Linked DNA regions of Mus musculus: region 2 is linked to region 1. A link is a loop called in an ENCODE intact Hi-C map of the cell type or tissue named here. Cell type or tissue: heart. All regions are shown on one strand. Links, peaks and the distances in the headings refer to the core of each region. The heading gives the core; the rest is flanking DNA. Region 1 holds the start of Asap1 (ArfGAP with SH3 domain, ankyrin repeat and PH domain1). Region 2 has its middle 23 kb from the start of Gm46509.

Region 1 (5,373 bases), core at 191-5,190:
GGTCCTTTCCTGCTTCCGTCTTCCATGCGATTTAAGAGTATATTCAGCTACAGCTGGTACCCATGGCTTCAACTCCCAGGAAAGGCAGTATGGATAGCAAAGAGTTAGGAGACTAGAGCTCCTCCACTCACTAACTATTTGGCTTCAGGCAAGTCACTCAACATTCAGGTGCCTCAGTTTCCTTAACTATAAAATAGTGCAAAAGTGTTTTAGTCTTTTTGGTTTCTGTTACTGAACGTGCACCTTACCTTCCAGTATTACCCAACTATGAGGCCTGTTCATGCTATCTTGGCTCAGGCACATAGGGAGTGCCCAGACAGTCAGCGTGAATTTATAGATAACATGCTGTTCTGAATTGAGTTGTCTCAGAAGCAAAACTGGAGACCAGGAGTTAGGTACGGTTACTTCATCTGGGAAGTGAACCCAAGCAGAACAAAGGAGGGAGGAGAAAAGGGGGGAGGGGTGAATAGTGAAAGGATGGGTTAATTTCTTGCTTGTCTGTTTGGAGAACAAATGCAAAGAAACTATTGGGTCCCTTGGCCAATGCTAAGCAGATTTAATTCACCTTGGTCCTAAGGCCTTCCTTAGAGCAAGGGGTCATTAATGTGGACCCTTCCCTTCCCTTCCCTTCACTGCAGAATGGCTTGCCATTTAATATGACATATAATGCAACAAGTAGTCTTTTTGGTTTTTTGAGACTGGGTCTCAAGCAGCTTAGGTGAGGTTCAAATTCCCTATGTATCTAAACACGACCTTGAACTTCTCATCCTTCCGAGAGCTGGGAGTACAGGCATGTGCCACCATGCCCTGGCCCAATAGTCAAGACCTTTAATGAGGAGATGCTGGGGAAGCACAGAGGAGGGCATAATTAACTGGTGATGTGCCAAAGAGACTACAGTTATGTCAACTGACAGTCCTAATTGTTCACAGCGTTCATTTCCCAGGACCATTAGCAGAGCCCACTGGAGCTTCTTCCATTACACTGAACACTTCACATCAAGTCTCTGAGTAAAGGATTCAGGGAGCTGAGGGAGAGAGTGAATTGGCATGCTTGGATGACAGATTTGGATTTCTAGTCTTTGCCCCTTATATCCAACATGTGCTGACTGAGGGGCTCCCATGTGCTCGTATGGTTCTTGGCACTGAGAGTGGGAACACAAGAGACAGTCAAGAATTCTGCTGTGATGCAGCTTAGCCATGGGGAAATGTTAAGCAAGCATCCGGAAAGATACAATAGAGACAGGAGCTATGCAGCAACAGGACCAGGGGCAGGATGTTGGGAGAGGTGCGGGTGGTGAGGATGTGGGGGTGTCAGACACAGTGGATCAAACGGTGAACTGTGAGGGCCCGACTTCTGCTCTGTGATTTATCTGCCGACCTCAGTTGGGTAGAGGTTCTTTCCAATAGGATGGTGGCTATGAGGGGCAGGCATTCCAGGTTCTTGGGGCCCAGCTTGGAGCTTTACCTGTGACCTGTAACTACAGAAAGTGTTGAAGAAGAGACATGCCTTTGGGTGCCAAGCACAGGTCTGTTTGTCCTTGGGAGATAGAGCTGGTACCCAAGTTTCAGTTCCCAGCATGGTCATTTCAGTTCTCACTTGCCCACACGCGGTCCTTCCTCTATGTCTTGAGAGTCAGAGGAATCTCAAACACTCAAGTAAAACCACCAAACTGCAGCCTACAGGTAAAGTGTGGCATTTCCTCGGGAAACCACAATGAATCACTCCCCATGGCAGCCCAGACTCCCTGGCTAGTTCTCCTAACCCCCCTGGAGCAGCTCAAGGCTTATTAACGCGCCCTCCCCCCAAGTCTCCCACCCTCAGGTTAAGAACAAAATCTCCAATCTTGTGAGGCCTGGTGAGTTTCTAATTTTACCAGAAAGGGGTCTCTACTACGCAGTGGCTGATCTTTTCTTCTTCAGACAGCAGTTTCTGGAAGACTCAAAGAAAAATAATCACCAGTAATTAGGGAGAAACTGACACCCTTGGGCCAGACCTGCCCCCGAGCTAGGTCCACACAGACATGCAGAACACACAGCCCACAAGTTAGAAGCCTCCCTTCTCTGACATCTCTAGTGTGCAGTAATACCCAAGCACAGATATCATTGATGTCTCCAACATGCCAGTCTAAGCATCTTGTTTTCAAATTAAGTCTACGAACACTCCTTTCTTGATTGGGAAACTAAGCCTCAAGGAAGTATCACTTGCAGGAAAGAGAAAAAGGCCATTTTCCAACCAGGGTTCAGAGCCTGGAATGCTCGAATGCTAGCCAGATCATCTCTGTGCTATCCAAAAGGTTTTGCCTCCAGGCACTGGGTAAGAAGATAGAAATCCACGGAAAGGAACAGGAGAAAGTAGCCTAGGAGAAGACAGTGCAGGATGGGAGAGAGGCCACAGTCTTTTGGTGTCCCAGCTTTAGCAAGCCCCACTTCAAGGCCAAGGTTCTCTGCTGATAAGCCCCACCTCTGCCTTCTGTGGCCAAGAAGGAGGCCCACCCCATGAATCTCCTACACTGCCCTATACTCCTGTGCCCTGAAGTGTGCCCGGCGGGCCAAGGGTTAAACGCGGCGGGAGCCCCCGGAGCGGGGCAGCCGCGGGCCGGGAGTGCTTAGTCAGGATTCCGATTTCCTGCCGAAGTGTTTGGATTTCCTGCAGCCCGCTCCCGCCGCCGCCACCGCCGCCGCCGCCGAGCGGGCTCGAGAGAGCGGCTCCGCGTCGCCGGCCTCCTCCTCCCCCCTCCTCGGCACATGGTCGCCCGCCCCTTCCTGCGCCGCGCTCGGCTCCCGCGCCTCGCCCGGCCTCGCCGCGCCCGCGATGGAATAATGCCCAGCGGCCCGCCCGGTCCCGGTGAGTGGCGAGGCGGCGGGGCGGCGGGAACAGGCGCGGTGGGGCGCTGCACGGCCACCCGCACACCCCCTGTGGGCTCCGGGTGTCCCCGTCCGTCCGCAGAGCACCAGCCGGGGGCGTGCGGGGCGCGCGGCCGGCTCTGCAGGGGTTGGCCGGGCGGCCCGGGGATTCCGCAGCCGCAGCGCCGGAGCGCACGTTCCCCTGCTCCGCGGAGGAGACCCGGGTTGGGGGTGTGCGCCCGGGGCGCAAGGCTCCCCGCTCCGGGAGGAGGCCCGGGCAGACGCCGGGGCGCTCCCGGAGTCCGCTGGGGCGCTTTCTCTGTCCTCCCGGGCACTCTCCCCTCCCATTGGGACTCTCTCCTTCTCCTCTGGGGTGCTCTCCCGGCCCTTGGGGGCGCTTTCCTTCTCCTCGGCACTTTTCCCGGTTCTCCAGGGGCGCTCTCTCCCTGCGCGGCGGGGAGGCGCGGGCATTGGCCGCCGCATTGTCTCGGGCGCAGCGGAGGAAAGTTCCCCTCGGCGCGGGTCCCGGCCTGGACATGGCGCTGCCTGGCAGGCCCCAGACCACTTAAAAGGAAAAGAAACAGGGAATGGGGGGGGGGGGGGGAGTGGTAATTCCCCTTGGGAGCTGAGAAGTGCCTTATGTCTTCTTCCGCTTGTACCATTTTGGAACCTGATGCTTTTTATGAGAGCAACAGTAAGTTTAAACGAGAGCGAGAAAAAAAATAGAAAGAAAGAAACTAGCTGGTATCTGGTTTTCTGCTGTTTAATCCATCCAGAGACATCATCTCACGCCCTCGTAGGGCGGGTTCTTTTTATCAAGGAAAGGCTTAGCCAGGTCTAGACCAAGTTAACTTGACCTTAGCCTTAGCTGTACAGATGCAAAAGACCATTTCCCCCCTTCCATCGACTCCATCAGGTTGTGTTAGCAGGATTGCTTCTGGGATAGCAGTGGTACAGGATTGCTGAGTAATGTTTTGAGATTGTAAAACACAGCATGTAATTCTTAGGCCAGTTTCATGTCTATCCTAGCCTGAGTGGCCAGGTCTTCTTGGCGGGCCGTTGGAAGGCCCCTGTGTAGTGGCCATTGGGAGAGGGGCTTGATGGGGGGTGGGGTGCTATAGAAGAAAAGAATCTCGGAAAACAACTGTTTTCTCTTTTAATGTGGAAGAGATTCAGAAAGATTCTATGGACACAACTACTTGGTGGCCTGGCCAGGAATAGCTTACTTCCAAGCCTCTAAACTCCCTGGCCTGGCCACCCTGATTATGCCAGATTGTGATCTGCCAGCCCTAAACCAGGAGTGTTACTGTGTCTTTCAACTCTCTCCACTTTAGCACCTTCTCCTGTTCTCTTATCTGTTATTGCTGTTGTTTCTGAGCTATGCAGTTATCTCAAAGAACATATTTTGAGATAAGGGGTTTTAAAATTACCCTGTTTAGAAATGCATAATGGTTTTTAGTACTTGTATGGTAATTTTAAAAAATCTAAGAAAGAAAGGAAGAAAGAAAGGAAGAAAGAAAGGAAGAAAGAGAAAAAGAAAAAAGTATTGTCCAACTTCTGTTCACTGACACAAGTGGATTTGGGATTCAGCTTTCAAGTGGATTTGAAGCATACAATTGTAGTTATTATATGGGTGTGTGTGTGTGGGGGGGTGCTTTTCTCTATTCTCTCATTTTGTTTGAAACAGATGAACTCCAAGCCAGCATTGTCTTGACACAGAATGTGCTGTGAGATTTTTTCAGAAGTCTCAATTCTGAATCTTCCTCTCTCTGTGAGCTAGGCAGCCCACCTAGTTCCCTCTTCTTGAAAGCTCAGTGGCTGGCTTTTCCTCTTTAGTATGTGATAATGTTAGAGAGAAAGGACTTTTTCACAAGCTTGCCATTTGGTGAAGGAAATTGAAATTCCTTACACCTCTCCAGCCCTCCACAACCACAGCCAGCTAGATTTTCAAAACCAGTGCAGGCCCTGCAGGCCCAGAGATGAATGTGTGCATTCAGGCTGAGCCCTCCTAGTCCAGACCCTCCTCCCAGCTGGCTGCTCCATGTTGCACCCAGGTGGCTGTGGTCTGGGGGACATGAGAGGCCCCCTGTCCCTGTGCTGTTTGTGGGTTTTCCCAACCAAGGTCTCATTGTGTCAGATGGGATCTTCCTGGGCCCCTTACATTTTCTCCTTCCGTCTTCTTTTCCTCTCACTGGGGTATCTGACGATAGCTCCAAGGTCTTTTCTAGAAATCTGCCTAGATAATCCCTACATGAGCAATGCTGACAGTGACATCTCACACTTATTAAGCACTTGTTGTATGCTCTAGACTTGTTGCCTCCTAAGATGGACTAAGAGAGTGTTGGGGATATGGCTCCGTGGAAAAGTGTTTGCCGTACAAGCGTAAAGACCTGAGTTCAAATCCCTAGCATGCCTGTAAAAAGCCAGATGTCCCGGGAAATCTAGCACCCACAGAGTGAGTGGGTGAAGACAGCATGGTTGCTTGAATTTGCTAGCATGCCTTGGCCTAGCTTTGGGTACAGTGGAGAC
Region 2 (5,373 bases), core at 66-5,065, 98 kb before region 1:
TCACAACATCATAGCCAAGAGTCAACTTATGATGCTTAAATACAGTTTCTTGCACAAGGTGCAGTCCATGTGTTAACAGCGATTTCCATCCGGAATTCCTTCCTCATGGCTGGCCTCCAGGGTGGAATGATTAGCTTGGCATGAAGTCCAACACTGTGCTGGCAGACCACACATAAGATAAGAAGGAACTGGAATGGAAATCTGCTTGGACCAAGATTATAATGTGTCCTCCAGAGGTTGGAACCATCGAAGTTGTCCCCTGATGGTGTCATCTGGTCTGAAGCTCCTTGGTCCTTTGAACTGCAGCCCTCATATTCATCATGACAATTGGAAAGGCCTCCGGCCACTTGAGGCTTTCTCTTTGTTGCCGTTGGCTTCATCTACTAAGGGAGAAGTGGAAGCAGGCAGCCTAGATTCTTAGCAAGGACTACTAGTTGTGTTAATATATAAAGAATGTTTCGTCCAGAAACTTAAAAAAAAAACAACAGCCTAAATTCTCACAATCCATTACTGAATTCTTCTCAACAAAAGCCTGAAGACCCCACTCTAGCTGCTGAATTCTCCCACGTACAAACTTTACTTGGGAATATGCTAAGAAATAAGTTCCAGTCTCTAAGAGCTGATGGAACTACATTCTTTCATCTTCATAGAAATATATGGTTCTTAGAAAATAGTGCATTCACTTACATTGTGCTTATTTCATGCAGCTATGTCTAAGTTGCAGTCATAAGGTATAGATCCCTTTTATATTTCTTTCATCTGAAAATACTATTTTCTTGATTAGAAATATCAGAAAAAGCTAATGCTAAAAAAATTAACAAATTGTACTGGAAACAGCCAGGGGAAATGACAAATTCTTTACATGACTTTTATCTCTTCTTAAACTTCTAAACACTGTATTCAAGGGCCACAAGGAAATCTGATTAATCCTGGCAGTCTAGATTTTCAAAATTTGTACATGAAGTATATTTGACCACACAATGTAAAAGGGGAAGGATAGAAAGACCATTGAAATGCACATGGAAAGAGTCTAATGTTGATTCTAGGTAGAGTATGAGATGTTACATGTATATATCACAAGTCTAGAGTAACTACTAAAGGTAGAAAACAGAGGGAATATTATTTGGTCTTCTCAGGGTACTTAAACAAAATACCGCAGACTGGAAGCAGTTTGCACAGTTCTGGAGAATAGATATACAAGGTGAGGGAGAAAATAGGTTTTGTAAGGGTTTTCATATTGTGCTGTGGTCACTACCTTCTCCCAGTCTTCACATGGCTGCCTCTTGGTGTGTAAGCAGAGTGGATAACCTCACCATCTCTCTCTACCTCCCTCTCTCCCTCTCTACTTCATGCCTTTTCTTTCAAGGGCCCTATTTGCATCATGCAAGTTCACCTGTGACCTCACATAAATCAAAGCATGTCTCAAATGTGTCATCGTCAAATATCAGGCAAAAGGGTAACATTCCAGCAAATGGATTTAAGTGACATAATTAAGTCCAGAAAATTGTAAAAACGAACAAACAAAATGTAATGCAGGGCTAGGTAGCTCAGTATGAGAATACGAGGCCCTGAGCCCCAGCCCCAACACTGGAGAGAGGGGTGGTGGGGGGAGAGGAGGAGAGAGGGAGAGAGGGAGAGAGGGAGAGAGGGAGAGAGGGAGAGAGGGAGAGAGGGAGAGAGGGAAAGAGGGAGAGAGGGAGAAATGTGCAAATGATTCAAAAGATGGCAAGAGACAAAAAGTGGAAGAAGAATGAAAACAAATGTCAAAATGATAGAACTACATACAAACATATCAAGATTCACATGAACTAAAGTCATTTGGAGATAAGGACACCCAGGCTCAGACCCATGCTGTAACTTGACCACAGTACACAGATACAAAGGGCATAGCAACTGTCCAGCCTAGCTTGGCCCTGACTCCCAGATTCTGTCTAAAATGTGAAACACTCTCATCACATTCTCCAAGTAGTCATGTCTCAGGCCTACTCACAGAAGGGGTACTAATGGCCATGGTCAGAATCCAGATGCCTATACAAAGAGAGATGATAGGTTCCCTTGCTCCAAATACCTGAATCCTTGAGATTATGGGCAGAGCTCACCTCCTGGCTCTTTCCTGGAACACAGAAGTGTCCATATCCTCTAAAGGCCAGCCTTTGAAGACAGGGAGAAAGGGCTTCTCCAAGGGGCATCTTGCAGGCTCCTTGGAGTAAGTTCTAAGGGTTGTTACCAAGACTCAGCTAGGAAGCCCTCAGTGGAACTTCGAAATAACCTCCTGTGAGTACAAAGCTGCCTTAGGCACCTGCCCCCTCCACCGATGCTGCCCTGGTTGTTTTCGCATTGTTCAGGCTGAAAAGAATTCCCAAGACCTTCAACCATGACCTCAATAAGTGATACGTTGCAGTTTGCCAAGATGCCATGAGACAGAAGACACTGTCCTGGGTGGGACACACTGCTAGTGTTCTCTCCCTGAGCCTAATTCAGGAAGAACCAGTTACTCCTAATCCACGTCCAGGAAACTATCAGGTGGGTGTGCTTCCTAGAACTGGCTACACTTCCCTAAATCCCCCAGAGAATAGCTTCCTGTCAATCAGCCTCAGAGTGATTACAATAAAACTCCAGCATTCCTTTATAATAACAATAATAAATGCAAGTACCATCTGTCACGCATCTAATTGGCAAGCGAGGTAGCTTTTATTATCCTTTTGATAATGCTAATAATGACTAGCAGAGTGTGCCAGCCCCTGTGCTAAGAAACATCGGTGAATTCTTTCATGCAGTCCTCCCAGTAAACCTATGTGGCAGGTAATATGATTCCCGTTTTCTTAGTAAAAGGTCTGAGGCTTAAAGAAATGAGTCAACCAACACAAGCAAGTAAGAGAGAGGCCAGAACTGGAGGCTAATTCTGTCTCTCTGAGAAAGGTTATTCTGGTAGCAACATCTTAAAAGATGACAGTAGTATGTTAGTATGTTGTTTAGAAAATTGAGAATATTTTTATTCATTCTTTGACAACTTCATATGTGCATGTAATATATGTGACTCATTTCTCCTCTAACTCTTCCCTCTAACCCCCAGACTTCTCCCTCACGACATATTCTCTCCCTACCTTTATGTGCTCTTCTTAACATTTTAAAAAGATTTATCTATTTATTTACTTATTTAATGCAAATGAGTATGCTGTCTTCATGCACACCAGAAGGGGGCATCAGATCCTATTACAGATGGTTATGAAGCACAATGTAGTTGCTGGGAATTGAACTTAGCGCCTCTGGAAGAGCAGCCAGTGCTAGAAGAAAAGCCAGCGCTCTTTACTGCTGAGCCATCTCTAAAGCCCTCTTCTTAGCATTTCTAAAATAAAATTAAAAAAAAAACAATAATCATAGAAACCCCCATTAAATGAACTCATGAGGGAGACCAAACCACAAGGAAGAGACCTCATCTTGAGGGGTAGAGAGCAGTCTCAGTGTATGGAGGCATGGCCACCTAAGTTTGGATCTTAGTAAGATTGTGTCTGCTGGCATACTCAAGGCTTGCTCTTCTGTCCCTTAACTCTGTCTTCACTTTGTTCACTTTGGGTCTGACTGGAGCCCAATGCTTCATCTTCACCCCACATTCCAACTTGGTTGTTCCCCTGAAAAGGCCCATCTTCACTGTGATCCCTAAGATGAGCATACGGTCCCCAGAGCTGAATCTGTGGAGATACAAATCCACAGGGGAAATTGCACGTGGTTTCCAGCAACTCTCCTCTGTAGAGAGCATCTGTAAAACTGGATCCTCTAAAAACTCAGGGTGAATACGCATGTGCAGCGCAATGGTTCTTTTATTCCTGTGTTCATTTACCTACCGTGTGCCAGCTGGTTGCATGTGTCTCGCTGTGAGCTTTCACAACAACCCTTTCAGGTGGTTATTACTAACACCATTTACTACGTGGAAATCTGTGACCCCGAGTGGTGAAATGATGTGACCGCAGCACATAACAAACTCAAGGCAGAGTTGGGTGTCATCATAGCCGTGCAAGGTACCTGTCACTTGGTTACTTTTAACCCTTCCGAAGCTCAAGTTGAAATAAGTCCCAGTGCAATAGTATTGGGCGGAAAGGTGAGGTCTTCAGGTCATGGGGACTCTGCTCTGATGAATCGATTATGCTGATTAAGCTGAAGTCAAGCTCTTGCCTCTTGCACACCTCTTACCCACTGTTTTCCACCACAGGATGGCACAGCCAGCCAGTCCTCAACAGACAGGAGCTCCTCAAACGTTGGGCTGTCCAGCTTTGAGATCTATTTTTTTAAAAAAAAGAAATCTCTGCTTGATTTCGTTACAGCTGCCTTGAGTAGACCAAGACAATCCCTGCTGATTTGGAGCTGCCTGAGATGAAAATGGCACCCGTGACGCTTTCCTGACCTGATGCTTTAACAGCACCCGTGGTCAGGAGAGACAGCTCACAATCCATCTCTGACCATGTCTCTGCCCTTCCCTTGGTTCTTACTGGCTTGTCCCCCTTCTTTAGGGGACAACACATGCTTTCTCTCCCATCTGGACCTGCACCTGAACTCTCCTCTTTGCTGAGCATGTTCTGGTATCACACCTGTCTGTCCTTTCCCAGCCAATCTTAGGCTTTACTTTAGTCATTTGCATCTGAGGTTGTGTTCAGTGTTTGTGTGTGCTTCCTTTGCCTTGCTGATTGTTCTATACTCTTCTATGTTTGTTCATCTCCCCATTAGGCTGAAAACTTTGGCAAAGACGTGAAACCTGTTTGCTTTGTTCAGTGTACTATCGAATAAGACCTAACACCAAAGATGCTCATTGGATATGGGACCTGATGGTGGCTAGTTGTAGTCAGGCAGTGTCATTTTCTGAATTGTGGATGGCATAGTTTAACTAGGAATTCAATATTATTAAAAGATGCAGATTTCTTTGTGTGTGCACACTTGTGTGCACATTCTCACAGTAGGCAGAGGAGGATGTTAAGTATCTTTCCCTATCATTCTTTGCCTTGTTTCTATGAGTTAGGGTCTCCCCCCGAATATGCAGCTAGGCTAGTGTCTACAAGCCCTGGATCCTACCTTCTCTATCTCCACAGTTCTGGGGTTATAGATGTAGGTATAGCCATACTGGCTTAGTCATGTGGGTGATGCTTAGAACAAGTAACCAGGAGCCCCAGATGGGTTGAGGTAGAGAAAAAAAAAGCAGAAATAAGAAAGAGGATTTTAAAAATGTGATAAAGAGATTCCCATAAAAATAGGAAAGAAGGGAAGAAAAGGAAATGGAAGAAAACAGTACTTAGAACAGGATTTGATAAGTTTTAAGGACCTAACCATGAGCAGCAAGAAGGGCTAAGCTAATCTTCAAAAACTGATCTCAGAGTCACCAGAACT

What was found. Hi-C counts contacts between places; a loop is a spot of excess contacts. Peaks named below come from ENCODE experiments on the same cell type or tissue, not always from the same donor. Only the 100,000 strongest peaks of a DNase experiment are listed, where the experiment ranks them.
Region 2: it touches region 1 in a loop (7-fold over the local background); 5 of 42 quality-filtered maps call a loop at or near these places.

Annotation. Positions count from the first base shown.
Region 1 is chr15:64,380,189-64,385,561 of GRCm38, reverse strand. It overlaps Asap1 (ArfGAP with SH3 domain, ankyrin repeat and PH domain1), which reads left to right and starts at 2,643. Exons shown (of 31, transcript NM_010026.3): 1 at 2,643-2,845. In heart, for the core only: a CTCF peak has its summit at 2,956; a DNase peak (open chromatin) is centred at 2,941; H3K4me3 peaks cover 2,505 bases; H3K27ac peaks cover 2,691 bases.
Region 2 is chr15:64,477,957-64,483,329 of GRCm38, reverse strand. No RefSeq gene overlaps it. Among named protein-coding and RNA genes, the nearest start is that of Gm46509, 23 kb to the left of the region's middle. In heart, for the core only: no CTCF peak of the experiment used is centred there; DNase peaks (open chromatin) are centred at 219 and 2,499.